Linked DNA regions of Homo sapiens: all the other regions are linked to region 2. A link is a contact called in ENCODE Hi-C or POLR2A ChIA-PET data. All regions are on one chromosome and are shown on one strand. Each heading gives the region's core, a stretch centred on a gene start or an enhancer-like site at or near the end of the contact. The rest is flanking DNA. Distances are from core to core; before and after follow the strand shown.

The links. Hi-C counts contacts between places; a loop is a spot of excess contacts on that map. ChIA-PET counts read pairs that join two places held with the same protein, here RNA polymerase II (POLR2A). Pooled maps may share reads with other maps.
Region 1: a loop to region 2 is called in a map of CD4-positive, alpha-beta T cell, with 2.5 times the contacts of the local background. The contact joins the promoter of CSTPP1 here to the promoter of AMBRA1 in region 2. A Hi-C loop is called at or near these places in 1 of 168 maps with a recorded cell type or tissue (CD4-positive, alpha-beta T cell) and 7 of 50 pooled maps. POLR2A ChIA-PET finds 5 or more read pairs at or near these places in 2 of 52 experiments (B cell and HEK293).
Region 3: a loop to region 2 is called in a pooled map, with 2.7 times the contacts of the local background. The contact joins the enhancer-like site here to the promoter of AMBRA1 in region 2. A Hi-C loop is called at or near these places in 1 of 50 pooled maps. POLR2A ChIA-PET finds 5 or more read pairs at or near these places in 2 of 52 experiments (CD8-positive, alpha-beta memory T cell and OCI-LY7).

What each region holds. Positions count from the first base shown.
Region 1 is chr11:46,935,196-46,939,568 of GRCh38, forward strand. It overlaps CSTPP1 (centriolar satellite-associated tubulin polyglutamylase complex regulator 1), which reads left to right and starts at 1,566. Exons shown (of 9, transcript NM_024113.5): 1 at 1,566-1,656. The coding sequence starts at 1,611. RefSeq lists an enhancer at 1,424-1,633.
Region 2 is chr11:46,591,287-46,595,283 of GRCh38, forward strand. It overlaps AMBRA1 (autophagy and beclin 1 regulator 1), which reads right to left and starts at 2,737. Exons shown (of 18, transcript NM_001387011.1): 1 at 2,542-2,737. RefSeq lists enhancers at 2,489-2,989, 2,492-2,921.
Region 3 is chr11:46,316,818-46,321,346 of GRCh38, forward strand. CREB3L1 (cAMP responsive element binding protein 3 like 1) reads left to right here. Exons shown (of 12, transcript NM_052854.4): 10 at 544-670; 11 at 3,447-3,711; 12 at 3,893-4,529. The coding sequence ends at 3,929. Among named protein-coding and RNA genes, the nearest start is that of DGKZ, 28 kb to the right of the region's middle. Within about 2 kb of position 1,925, at least 9 of the 41 ENCODE cell types and tissues checked have a DNase peak (open chromatin) inside an H3K27ac peak, as active enhancers do; they include OCI-LY7, where a contact is called at or near this core.

The DNA.
Region 1 (4,373 bases), core at 316-2,815, 340 kb after region 2:
ATAACCTCAAGCTAGATGGGGGAAGCAGATAAGAAGGCAATTAAAAAAAAATCAGATTTGCTGGACTTCACACCAAATACCAAATTAGTAAATTTGCCTCAAGACACTAAGCCCTGCTCCTACTTTGGCTCTGTCCTTTTAACCTCACCACATCCAAACTTAGAGTGACTCACAGGAGCCTAGAATTGAGACACATATACAATTTTAAGGGAAAGCAAGAATTAGGAGGTTTGAGGCTCCTTACTGGAGGACGCTAAGAATAGGCCACTCGGAACACAAAGAGAAGAACCTCCTCTTTCCTTTTCCTCCCAGTGTAGGTGGTCTACTGGTTTCCCAGTCATTCCTTTGATAGCTTGATTTTGTTTTCTTTGTCTCTTTTTCACAAACCTCACCTTGTTGGAGGGGGAGGGCACTAAAAAAGTGAGGACAGAGTGGCTTTTTCTGCTATGTCTGAACTGTGTCTAGTGCTACAGATCTCTGACCTGTTGTCAGGAGTGGAGAGGGGCGAAAAGAAATATTTAGGAACTTGAAAACCAGTGAATATTCTCTTAAAGAAGAAGTGAGCAATTGGGCATATAGGGAAAAAAATCTAACTGGTGTCCTCGTTTCTGCAGCCCCTCTCCCTCAAGAAGAGCAATGTCTTGGTAGGAAAAAGGAAAGACACCTGGGAAAGGTACCAAATAGTAAGGGCTAGGAATAGAAAGAAGAACCAAAGATAAAAAGGAATTGAGCCTGGGCGCGGTGGCTCACGCCTGTAATCCCAGCACTTTGGGAGGCCTGAGGCAGGCGGATCACCTGAGGTCGGCGGATCACCTGAGGTCAAGAGTTTGCAGACCAGCCTCGCCAACATGGTGAAACCCCATCTCTACTAAAAACACAAAAAATTAGCCAGGCGGAGTGGCGGGCGCCTGTAATCCCAGCTACTTGGGAGGCTGAGGCAGGAGAATCGCTTGAACCCGGGAGGCGCTGGTTGCAATGAACCGAGATCACGCTACTGCACTCCAGCCTGGGCGACTGAGTGAGAATTGAGAAGAAATGGCAATTAGTTCAGAGGACTTAATGAGTACCTTTTGTGTGTCCAGCCGTCATAGGCAGAAAAGACACATCTCTGACCTCTAGAAGCATCCAGGGTATATGCATACGTAAGCACTTTGTAGCAATTTAAGATAGTAAATACCAAAGAGATAAAAATAGCTAATGGGATACTAAGTGTTTATGGGGGCCAAAGGGCGGGGGCTATTACTGAGTTAGGATAAACAGTGTATAAAAGCAGGGATAGTTATGAAATTCAGAAACTGCGTATATGGGCGGCTGACAGTAATTCTTCGACACTGGGAAACATAACGGATTCAAAAGAATTCTTCATCTCAGATTCCTCTAAAACCAAGTCTTCAAGAATGGGAGTCCAAAGAAACCTGGACCATCGTGAAGCGACTGCCCCCGGAACTTGAGTGGCCAGCTCCACTTTGCGACACGGAGACTGTTTGTGTGACACCTCCTCCAGCTCCCGTCCCCCTTCCGCCGCGTGGGTGCCATGGCAACGGAGAGAGACGGCAACCTGGGTTCCGGAAGCCGGAGAGCTGGAGCTTTGAAGCCACCCCGGTCAAAGGATGCTGAGTCCGGAGCGCCTAGCCCTACCGGACTACGAGTATCTGGGTAGGAACCCCCTTTAACTTTGGGGAGGGAAAGACGTGCAGACGAATTAGGCCAGGGTCTGGGAGGAGGCGGGGGCGGGGTCTGAGTGGGATCGGGTCCGGGTGGTATGGGGAGGGGCGGAGAGGCGGGGGTTCCAGGGCCTGAGCCTGTAAGGCCGAGCAGGAAGGAAAAAAGCACCTGGGAAGTAAAGAATGTTTGAAGTGTAGGGGCTGGAACTCAGGCAATGTGGATTGTGTTCAAATGGGTCAGGTTGGCGTTGAGGATTTGGGGCCCTGTTGGGGTATTATTGATATGCTGGTAGTGGAGTAAGAATAACCTTGGAACCTCAAGTGCCAAATCAGTCAGCGAACATTTCGAGCTTTTCTTTTTCATTAGGCACTGTGCTAAGCATTTTTCATGCATCATTCTTCATTTGAATTTCTCAACAGCCCTAGGAGGAATTACCGTGTTTTCTTCCAGTTTTGCAGGTGGAGAAACTGGGGCTGAAGAGGTAACTTGCGTTAAGTTAGGCCACACAGCTAGAAAATGGTAGCGCTAGGATCAGAACCGGATTTGCCCACTCCAACAGAACTTGAGATATTGACTTGGCTCTTGAGCTAAGACTGTATATGTAGTACTTTGTTGAGCATCTTTAGTGTATAAGGCATTTAATGAATGAAAAAAGGCACACACACGCATAGATATGTACACACACACACATATGCACACAATACACATTTTATTTTATTTTATTTTTGAGACGGAGTCTAGCTCTGTCGCCCGGGCTGGAGTGCAGTGGCGCGATCTTGGCTCACTGCAAGCTCCGCCTCCCGGGTAGCTGGGACTACAGGCGCCCGCCACCTCGCCCGGCTACTTTTTTGTATACTTAATAGAGACGGGGTTTCACCGTGTTAACCAGGATGGTCTCGATCTCCTGACCTCGTGATCTGCCCGCCTCAGCCTCCAAAAGTGCTTGGATTACAGGCGTGAGCCACCGCGCCCGGCCACAATACACATTTTAAATAATTCATAGACTTTTATTTTTTTAAAGACGTTTTGTTTTGTTTTGTTTTGTTTTTTGAGACAGAGTTTCTCTCCTGTTGCCCAGGCTGGAGTACACTGCAACCTCTGCCTCCCGGATTCAAGCGATTCTCCTGCCTCAGCCTCCCGAGTAGTTGAGATTACAGGCATGCGCCACCACGCCAGGTTAATTTTATATTTTTAGTAGAGACGGGGTTTCACCATGTTGGTCAGGCTGGTCTCAAACTCCTGACCTCAGGTGATCCGCCCACCTCGGCCTCCCAAAGTGTTGGGATTACAGGCGTGAGCCACTGCACATGGCGAGAAGTTTTAAGTTTACAGAAAATTGAGCAGATAGTACGGCGAGTTCCCATATACCTTGGGTCTCCCTCACTCACAGTTTCCGCTATTATTTACATCTTGCATTAGTGTGGTACATTTGTTACAATGGATAAACATATATATTTATAATATATAATAATATATTATATATTATTATTATTATATAGATATATTATTATAGATACATATTATTAACTAAAGTCCATAGTTTACATTAGGGTTCTTTGTGTTGTTCAGTTCTGTGGGTTTTGATAAATGCATGTCATGTATTCACCATTCCATTATCATACAGAATAGTTTCACTGTCCTGAAAAATCCCCTGTGCTCCACCTATTGATCCTTCTCCCTCCCCCTGCAGCCCTTGCCAACCACTGATCTTATGGTCTCTAAAGTTTTGCCTTTTCCAGAATATCATGTAGTTGGAGTCATACAGTGTGTAAATTTTTCAGATGGGCTTCTTTAACTTAGCAGTAAGCATTTAAGTTTCCTCCATGTCTTTCTGTGGCATGATAACTCATTTCTTTTTATTTCTGAATAATATTCCATTGTATGGATGTACCATGCACATCTTTTTTTTTTTTCTTCTTCTTTTTTTTTTTTTTTGAGACAATGTCTGGCACTGTCACTCAGGCTGGAGTGCAGTGGCACTATCACGGCTCACTGCAGCCTCAACCTCCGGGCTCAAGTGATCCTGCTACCTCAGCCTTCCAAGTAGCTGGGACTACAGGCACATGCCACCATCCCTGGTTAATTTTTTAATTTTTTGTAGAGAAAGAGTCTCACTATGTTGTCCAGGTTGGTCTTGAACTCCAGGGCTCAAGCAAGCCTCTTACTGTGGCCTTCCAAAGTACTGAGATTACAGGTGTGAGTCACTGCACCTGGCTTACATCTTTTTTTTTTTTTTTTTTTTTTTTTGAGATGGAGTTTCACTCTTGTTGCCTAGGCTGGAGTGCAATGATGCGATCTGGGCTCACCCCAACCTCCGCCTCCTGGGTTCAAGTGATTCTCCTGCCTCAGCCTCCCTAGTACCTGGGATTACAGGCATGCGCCACCACGCCTGGCTAATTTTGTATTTTTAGTAGAGATGGGTTTCTCCATGTTGGTCAGGCTGGTCTCAAACTCCTGACCTCAGGTGATCCACCCACCTCGGCCTCCCAAACTGCTTGGATTACAGGCGTGAGCCACCGCGCCCAGCCAACATCTTTTTAAATGAAAAACAATTCTGGTTTACATTTTGTTTAACTTATTTTAAAAATTAATTTTAAAATATTTTTTAAGGTTGGTAATATGGAAACTTGATTCAAAGTATTTTTTAGGCCTGGCATGGTGGCTCATGCCTGTAATCCCAATACTTTGGGAGGCTGACGTAGGAGGAT
Region 2 (3,997 bases), core at 1,487-3,986:
AAAAATGCACATTCTTAGCTTAACTTCCCAATCTAGATTCTCCATAAAGATAGTCTGGTGGCTCTTCATTAATCCCCTTCTGGGAGCACTGAGGTCGTGTAACTAGGAAATTGCTTATGATTAAGGGCCCTTCATTTAAATCTTGCTGACCTCACACAAAAAATTAAAGGAACAGTAATCTTTCCAAAACTCACATGAGAATACTAAAATAGTGGGAGAATGTGGCCTTGTACAGTTTCCACTCAAGGACTAGGAACTGAATCTCTGCACCCTTAAAACCACTCTCTTAGCCGGGCGCGGTGGCTCATACCTGTAATCCCAGCACTTTGGGAGGCCAAGGCAGGTGGATCACGAGGTCAGGGGTTTAAGACCAGCCTGGCCGAGATGGTAAAACACCATCTCTACTAAAAATACAATAAATTAGCTGGGCGTGGTGGCGACGCCTGTAATCCCAGCTACTCAGGAGGCTGAGGCAGAGAATTGCTTGAACCTGGGAGGCGGAGAAGTTTGCAGTGAGCCGAGATCGCACCACTGCACTCCAGCCTGGGGGACAAAGCAAGACTCCGTCTCAAAAAACACACACACAAAAAAACGCTCTCTTACTGATTCTACATACTTTGGAAACTTATCCAACCCAGAATGACCTCAAGACTGATTTTTTTTTTTTTTTTTTTTTGAGACGGAGTTTCGCTCTTGTTGCCTAGGCTGGAGTGCAACGGCGTGATCTCGGCTCACCGCAACCTCCGCCTCCCGAGTTCAAGTGATTCTCCTGCCTCAGCCTCCCAAGTAGCTGGGATTACAGGCATGCGCCACCACGCCCGGCTAATTTTGAATTTTTAGGTTTCTCCACGTTAGTCAGGCTGGTCTCGAATTTCCGACCTCAGGTGATCCACCTGCCTTGGCCTCCCAAAGTGCTGGGATTACAGGAGTGAGCCACTGCGCCCGACAGGCTGAATTTTTTTTTTTCCAAGAATGAAGTGACACAAATTAGGATCATGGTACTGAATCCGATGAAAATAACAGACTTAGTCCCCAGACTTTCCAAGCTGGGAAGGAAAAGGGAACCACAAAGGAGTTCCCAAAGCGTTAACCTTTCATTTAAATATCTCAATATTTGAATGATTTCTACACACAGCCTTTTTTAGCTTTTGTATGTGCAGTGACCAAACTACTAATCAAATACAACAAAACTGGGCGGGCGCGGTGGATGCCTGTAATTCCAGCACTTTGAGAGGCCGACGTGGACGAATCACTTGAGGCCAGGAGTTCAAGACCAGCCTGGCCAACATGATGAAACCCCGTCTTTACTACAAATACAAAAATTAGCCGAGTGTGGTGGCGCGCGCCGGTACTTCCAGCTACTCGGGAGTCTGAGGCAGGGGAATCGCTTGAACCCGGGAGGCAGAGGTTGCAGTGAGCCAAGATCGCGCCACTGCACTCCAGTTTGGGCGACAGAGCTAGCCTGTCTTAAAAAAAAAAAAGAAAAAAGAGAGACAGACTCCTTGGGTTTCCATTGGATACTCCCCAGAAAGCAGACCCTCACAGGACAAGCGTTTGCCTTCAAAGTCTTGACCATCCTCTACTAGACTCTAACCTCTAACCACAAACACCATAGTTATAAGATTTCCAAAGAGGCTGGGGAGAAGGAGGATAAATCAACCAGGAAACAATGTAGACAACAAGGTTATCAGGAAACAAAGTAGACAACAAGGTTATCAGGAAACAAAGTAGACAACAAGGTTATCAAGAAACAAAAAGAAACTGTCATTGCTACACTAGTTAAAATGATACAGACTTTGAAAAGCAAAACAGCCAAGAAACCACATGGTTCCTTTACTTCTGAAGCCTCTTGTGACAGGATCTATATTCCTAACAGTCTATATTCCTAGGAAAATTGGGATCACAGACGATCAAACAATAACTCACTGTTTTCATAACTTGACTGGTAAGTGGGGGGAAGGGAATTGGTAAACGACAAAAAGTGACTTACAGTGAATTTAATGATCTGTTGGGGATATGTGGGGAAGTCACGTCCCAGACATCAGCCTCAGTTTACCCACCCAGAAAAAGGCGAGAACATAACACTTCGCTCAGAAGAGCCAGAGGGCCTTGTTCCATAAGCCTCCACCTACTCAAAGGTCCCTTCAAAGGCTGGACTCAGTAGGGGTCCCCAGTGCAATTGAGGCATGACACCCGGAGACTTCGGGGTGGGGGGAAAAGGAGAAAGGAAGGAGGGTCAAAGTGCGCAAAGCTCTATCGGTTCCTGGAAAGCCATTTTCGCCACACACTGGGGGTGCCCTAGACCCAACATCTCCTCCCTAAAGAACCACACCGGGAAGCCCCAGCAACTCTCCCTCCTTTCGGCTTCTCCCTCGGTTCCGGGCTGCCCCTCCGGCCGCGCCCCTCAACGCAGTCCGGTAGCCCCTCCTCTGGCAGTGTCACGGCGGCCGGCCAGCCTGCCCACCCGCCGGCGCCAAGGTCTTCTCAACCCCGCGGCGGAAGGATGCCGGGCTGGGCCTCCCAGGCTCCTCCTGGGCCTACCTGCAAGGCAGACGGGAGCTCGGTTTGCAGTCCAGCGAACGGGCTGAGCCACAGGGAAAAAGAAAGAGGAGACAGGAATAAAGGAAGGGGTCCGTTCTACCGACCGGCAGGAGAAGGCGGCTTGAGCGCGGGGCCTCGCGGACAACTCAGCCCTCGACCCGGCGCCGCCGCCGCTCAGGAGACATCAAGCAAGAAGACGGCGCAAAAGATCACCGAATACAAGAACGCCCCAGACATCAAAGGAGGAACGCCCAAGCAATCGTTCAAGGAACCACAGCCGAGCGCCGAAAAACAGCTCAACTCCTACTCAAGGTCCGGCTCCTGTCTGAGGCGTAAATAAACAAACCCAGATCATAAGCCACGGGTTAAAAAAGAGCCTGCACTTCTGCCATTTTCTGTGGGTCGCCGGCTGTTAAAGTTCTTTAGAGAACTGGAGTTTCTCGTGAATGTGTTGAAGATCAAATCATAGCGCAATAACACTTGTTGTGTAACTATAGTCCCCCAACTGTTCTATGGACTCCCAACACTCTTTATCCCAATTGAGCAAATTAGTTAACCTCATTTGACCCTTAGTTTCCTAACAGAGCAGTGAGGGGAATTAAAAATCATAGAGACAGAAAACGAGAGAGAATTCAAGCTGAGGAACAAAATGAACAGTCTACGTAAAAGCTCCAGTTTAGTCCCCACAAAGCATGACCAAGAGAAGCTGGGAAAACCCAGAATTATGTAGCCTGACCTTAAGGCAGGGGGAAAAAAAGCACACGGATTGCTTTTCTCTTTTATTTTCTTCCAAAGGCCTAGAGCCACAGGTGTGCTTCTTACATAATAAGCAAAAGTCTCTTTGGGTTCAGAACCTGATAAAGTGTTGACATTTTCATCACCACAACAATGGCTTTTTTCTGTAGTCTCTTAGTTGATAAATGAATATGCTCAGCACAAATATGGATTAATATGTACATCCTAGATGTGATTCAATAAATCACAAAGATCACTGCAAGTATGGTTACCAATTGTGAGCAATCATAGTCTACCTTACCTGCTCCTAGGGAGGTTTACACCCTTCCCCACTACTCAGAGAGGAAGGGTGTAAAAAGGAAACAAGATAGTCCCAGTTTGTCGGGCGCAGCGGCTCACGTCCATAATTCCAGCACTTTAGGAGACGAGGCTGGTGGATTGCTTTGAGCCCTGGAGTTCAAGACCAGCCTGGGCAACATGGTGAGACTCCAGTCTCTATAAAAAAAAAATAAATAAATACAAAAAGTTAGCCGGGCCTGGTGGCTCCCGCCTGTAGGCCCAGCTACTCGGGAAGCTAAGATGAAAGGATATCCTGAGCCCGGGAGGTGGAGGCTGCGATGAGCCATGATCACACCATTGCACTCCAGCCTGATCTATGGAGCAAGACCCTATCTTAAATTTTTTTTTTTTTAAATGCCGGGCGCAGTGGCTCACGCCTGTA
Region 3 (4,529 bases), core at 675-3,174, 280 kb before region 2:
CCAGTCCCTCTTCTATCTTCTTCTGGAAATGGCCAGTCTCTTGCCGCCTGGCTCAGCATGCCCCGGCCCTCCGAGACCCTCGAGCTGTCAGGCAGCAGAACCAGGCTATGGGCAGGGGTAGTGTGGGCTCCGTGGCTCTCAGCACCTCCCGCTAGCCAGGCTCCTCAGAATCCTGCTGAGAACGTGATGTGGCGGTGTGTCCCCCTCCCTCGTCCCAGCCCCAAGCCCCACCTGCACCTATTCCTTCCTTTCCTGATTCCTCTACCCCGTAAGGGGACTCCACATTGGCCACTTCCCTCTTACTTCTAGCACTGCCTGTGGCGACCCCCCTACAATGGGCTGGGATGGCCTGGGCTGTCCCTGCCTTCCCCAGAGAGGATAGGAGACCCCACATGTAGGAGGGAGTGGTCGACTGGAGCAGCTGCTTCCTTGGGAAAACGCTAAGACTTTTGTGCCTGTTGGTTTGGGAGAGGAGGAGTGGGGTGGTCAGGGCCGTGGCCCCTCCTTACCCCAGATCTGATGCCACTCTCTCTTTGCTACCAGGTGGCAGCCTTGTGCTTTGTTCTGGTGCTGGGCTCCCTCGTGCCCTGCCTTCCCGAGTTCTCCTCCGGCTCCCAGACTGTGAAGGAAGACCCCCTGGCCGCAGACGGCGTCTACACGGCCAGCCAGAGTGAGTGCCCGCCTGTCATGCCAGCTCCCTGGGCTGAGGCTGCCCTGCCCCAGCCCCAGTGTCCAGGCAGAAGCCAGACATAAGAGAGAAGCCAAGTGTGGGGTCAGCATTATCTCATTTTGCCTCATTTTCCAGATGGGGAAACCGAGGCCCAAAGAGAGTCTATGCTTTGCTCAGTGTTTGTGGTAGAATTGGGACTAAAATACAGAGCTCCCGATGCCCAGCCTAGCTCCCAGAGAGCTCAGGAGTGGCTTGCAGGAGGTGGGTTTAGGGGATAACAGGAATGTTCCAGCCCTGGGCCCCATGCATTATGGTGCCAGTGCTTATGGGGCATCTGCTAGGCACCATCAGTATCTCATGATAGGGACAGCAAGTGAGTTTCAGCTCAAAAGCCATTTCCAATAAGGTGGTGGTAGCTGCCTGAAACACTGAGTTAAGAAGGACCCTGGGCCGGGCGCGGTGGCTCATGCCTGTAATCCCAGCACTTTGGGAGGCCGAGGCGGTGGATCACCTGAGGTCAGGAGTTCGACGCCAGCCTGGCCAGCATGGTGAAACCTCGTCTCTACTAAAAATACAAAACTTATCTGGGCATGGTGGCATGTGCCTGTAGTCCCGGCTACTTGAGAGGGGTGAGACAGGAGAATCACTTGAAACTGGGAGGCAGAAGTTGCAGTGAACCAAGATCACGCCACTGCAGTCCAGCCTGGGTGACAGAGTGAGACTCCATCTCAAAAAAAAAAGAAGGATCCTGAGGCACCATTCAGAATTGACAGGAAGGAGTGTCATGATCCACTGATAATGTCTACCATGGACAGAAGAAGGGTAGCGGTGGTGTGGGTTCAGATATCTACTGTTTCCAAGGGGGATAGTAAACGTACAGTGGTTAGGAGCATGGGGATGTCAAGTCCATCGTAACTGGCACTGCCACCTGCTGTGTGACCAGGGGCATGTGTCTTAAGCTTTCATTTCTTCATCTAGAAAATGGGAGTGGCAATTTTGCACTTACTGAGCCATGGCTGTGAGACAGTGCATGAAATAGCACAGTGTCTGTGCTTATGAAATGAGCACACTCAGTCTCTTAGAGCTCACGGAGGAGAGAATAGCTACATCACAGTAGCTGGCAAAGGGAGAACCAGGGTAGGGCCCAGCAAAGAAGAGTGTGGATTTCAGACGCAGAGAATCCTTCAGGTGGACCCACAGAGGAACTTCCTGGCTGTCCCTCATCACTTACCAGTCAGTCACTTACCAAGAACCACGTGTCTGGCAGGACAGGAGGAGGAAGAGGAAACAGATGGGAGGTCAGAGGAGGGAAGATTAAGGAGTGAGTTTCAAGAAGGAGGGATATAGCAGGGAGGATGAGCTAGACGTTGAGGGCCTTGAGGGGAGGAAGCTGGTGTGGGGAGGGTTAGGGAAAGAGGAAGTAGAGACAGGGAGAGTGAAAGCTCCTCCCCGGACACGTGCAGGCTGAGGAGGAGAGAACGGGGTGGTCACTAAAGGCGGGTGGGCAGCAGCAATGCAAGGTCTGGAGAGCCATGTGTCTGCTTTTCCAAGGCCACAGAAGCCACTGGAGAAAAAGGAGTGGAAAGAGAGCTGGGGTTGATGGATAAAGCCACAGTGAGAGGAGGCAATGAATGAGCCCCTTGGAGGGAAGGCAGTGGGTTTTAGGCCCAGGACCTGGGCTGGGTGGAGAGGAAGACACATCCCAGCAGGCAGATGGCTTTGGAGCAGGCTGGTTTGCAGAGCTGGCGCACTGCGCAGTTCCAGGGACCTCTGTTCACACAGACTATGAGGTCATGGCTGCAGAGCCGGAGGGGCAGCAGATCCCAGGGCCAGGCAGACCTGGGTTCGCATCCTCCCTTCAGGGAGGACAATTTCCCTGAGTGCCTGGAACTTCAGCTGCCTCCTCTGGGAAGCGGGGCTAAAGAAACCTCATTCCCTAGAGTTTCTCTAAGATTTTAACCACTCTACTTAGGTCTATGGGCCTTGGATAATGCCTAACAAATGATGGGTGTCCAACAAATGTTTGTTTTCCTTCTCTGAAGGGCAAATTAGGATCTAGAATGGGGAAGAGACTTATTCCAGGTCTCACAGAAAGTAAGTGGTGGACTGGCCGGGTGCGGTAACTCACTCCGGTAATCTCAGCACTTTGGGAGGCCAAGGTGGGAGGATCACTTGAGGCCCAGGAGTTCAAGATCAGCCTGGCCAACATGGTGAAACCCCGTCTCTACTAAAAATACAAAAAGTAGCCAGGTATGGTGGCACACACCTGTAGTCCCAGCTACTCGGGAGGCTGAGGCAGGAGAGTCGCTTGAGCTCGGGAGGCGGAGATTGCAGGGAGTCAAGATCCTGCCATTGCACTCCAGCCTGGGCGACAGAGCAAGACTCTGTCTCAAAAAAAAAAAAAAGGGAGATAGAGCAAGTAAGTGGTGGAGGTTAGAACACAGCTCCCAGATGCCCAAACTCAGTACCCTCTGCTAGGAAGAGGTGACTTTTCTGAGTATTTCCTGAACACAGTTTCAATCACTTCCCCTGTATTACCTCATTTAAACCTCTCATTTACATGAGGTTGGTCCTAGTATCCCTATTTTACAGAAGAGCACACTGAGGCTCAGAAAGTTTAAAGCAAAGTGTGTGGCTTACCTGAGGTCACACATCCGGGAAGTGTCAGAGCTGGGACTCAGATCCAGGGCCTGCGTCCTTAACCACTAGGCCATGAATGTGGCCAGGATGTTGAGGGAATCTTGGGCACACCGCTCATCCTACACTCCCTCTCCAGTGCCCTCCCGAAGCCTCCTATTCTACGATGACGGGGCAGGCTTATGGGAAGATGGCCGCAGCACCCTGCTGCCCATGGAGCCCCCAGATGGCTGGGAAATCAACCCCGGGGGGCCGGCAGAGCAGCGGCCCCGGGACCACCTGCAGCATGATCACCTGGACAGCACCCACGAGACCACCAAGTACCTGAGTGAGGCCTGGCCTAAAGACGGTGGAAACGGCACCAGCCCCGACTTCTCCCACTCCAAGGAGTGGTTCCACGACAGGTGGGGTGTGTGGCCCCTTTCCCTCCTGAGGTCTCAGGCTCCACCTGCCTCCTGCCCACCCTTGGTCCCCACATTGGCCACACCCTCCCAAGGCCCCATCCCTACTTGGTCTAGATCCAGCTTGCAGAGGGTAAGAGGGTTCCTGCTGGACAGTCATCGCTGGCCTCTCTTCTCTCTCCAGGGATCTGGGCCCCAACACCACCATCAAACTCTCCTAGGCCATGCCAAGACCCAGGACATAGGACGGACCCCTGGTACCCAGAAGAGGAGTTCTTGCTCACTAACCCGGATCCGCCTCGTGCCCCTGCCTCCTGGAGCTTCCCATTCCAGGAGAAAAGGCTCCACTTCCCAGCCCTTCCTTGCCCCTGACATTTGGACTCTTCCCTTGGGCCGACCACTCTGTTCTCATTCTCCTTCCCACCAACATCCATCCGTCCTTCTCAGACAAACCACTCACTGGGTACCCCACCTCCTCTCTCATATGCCCAACACGACCACTGCCTCCCTGCCCCCACACCTGCACCCAAACAGACACATCAACGCACCCCACTCACAGACACCCCTTACCCCACCCCCACTGTACAGAGACCAAGAACAGAAATTGTTTGTAAATAATGAACCTTATTTTTTATTATTGCCAATCCCCTAAGATATTGTATTTTACAAATCTCCCTCTTCCCTTCGCCCCTCCCTTGTTTTATATTTTATGAAGTTAGTGCGGGCTTTGCTGCTCCCTGGCCCAGGAAAGAGGGACTACCTGACCCTCACCTGGCACCCCCCTGCTGCTGCCCAAGCCGCTGGGCCTTTTTAATTGCCAA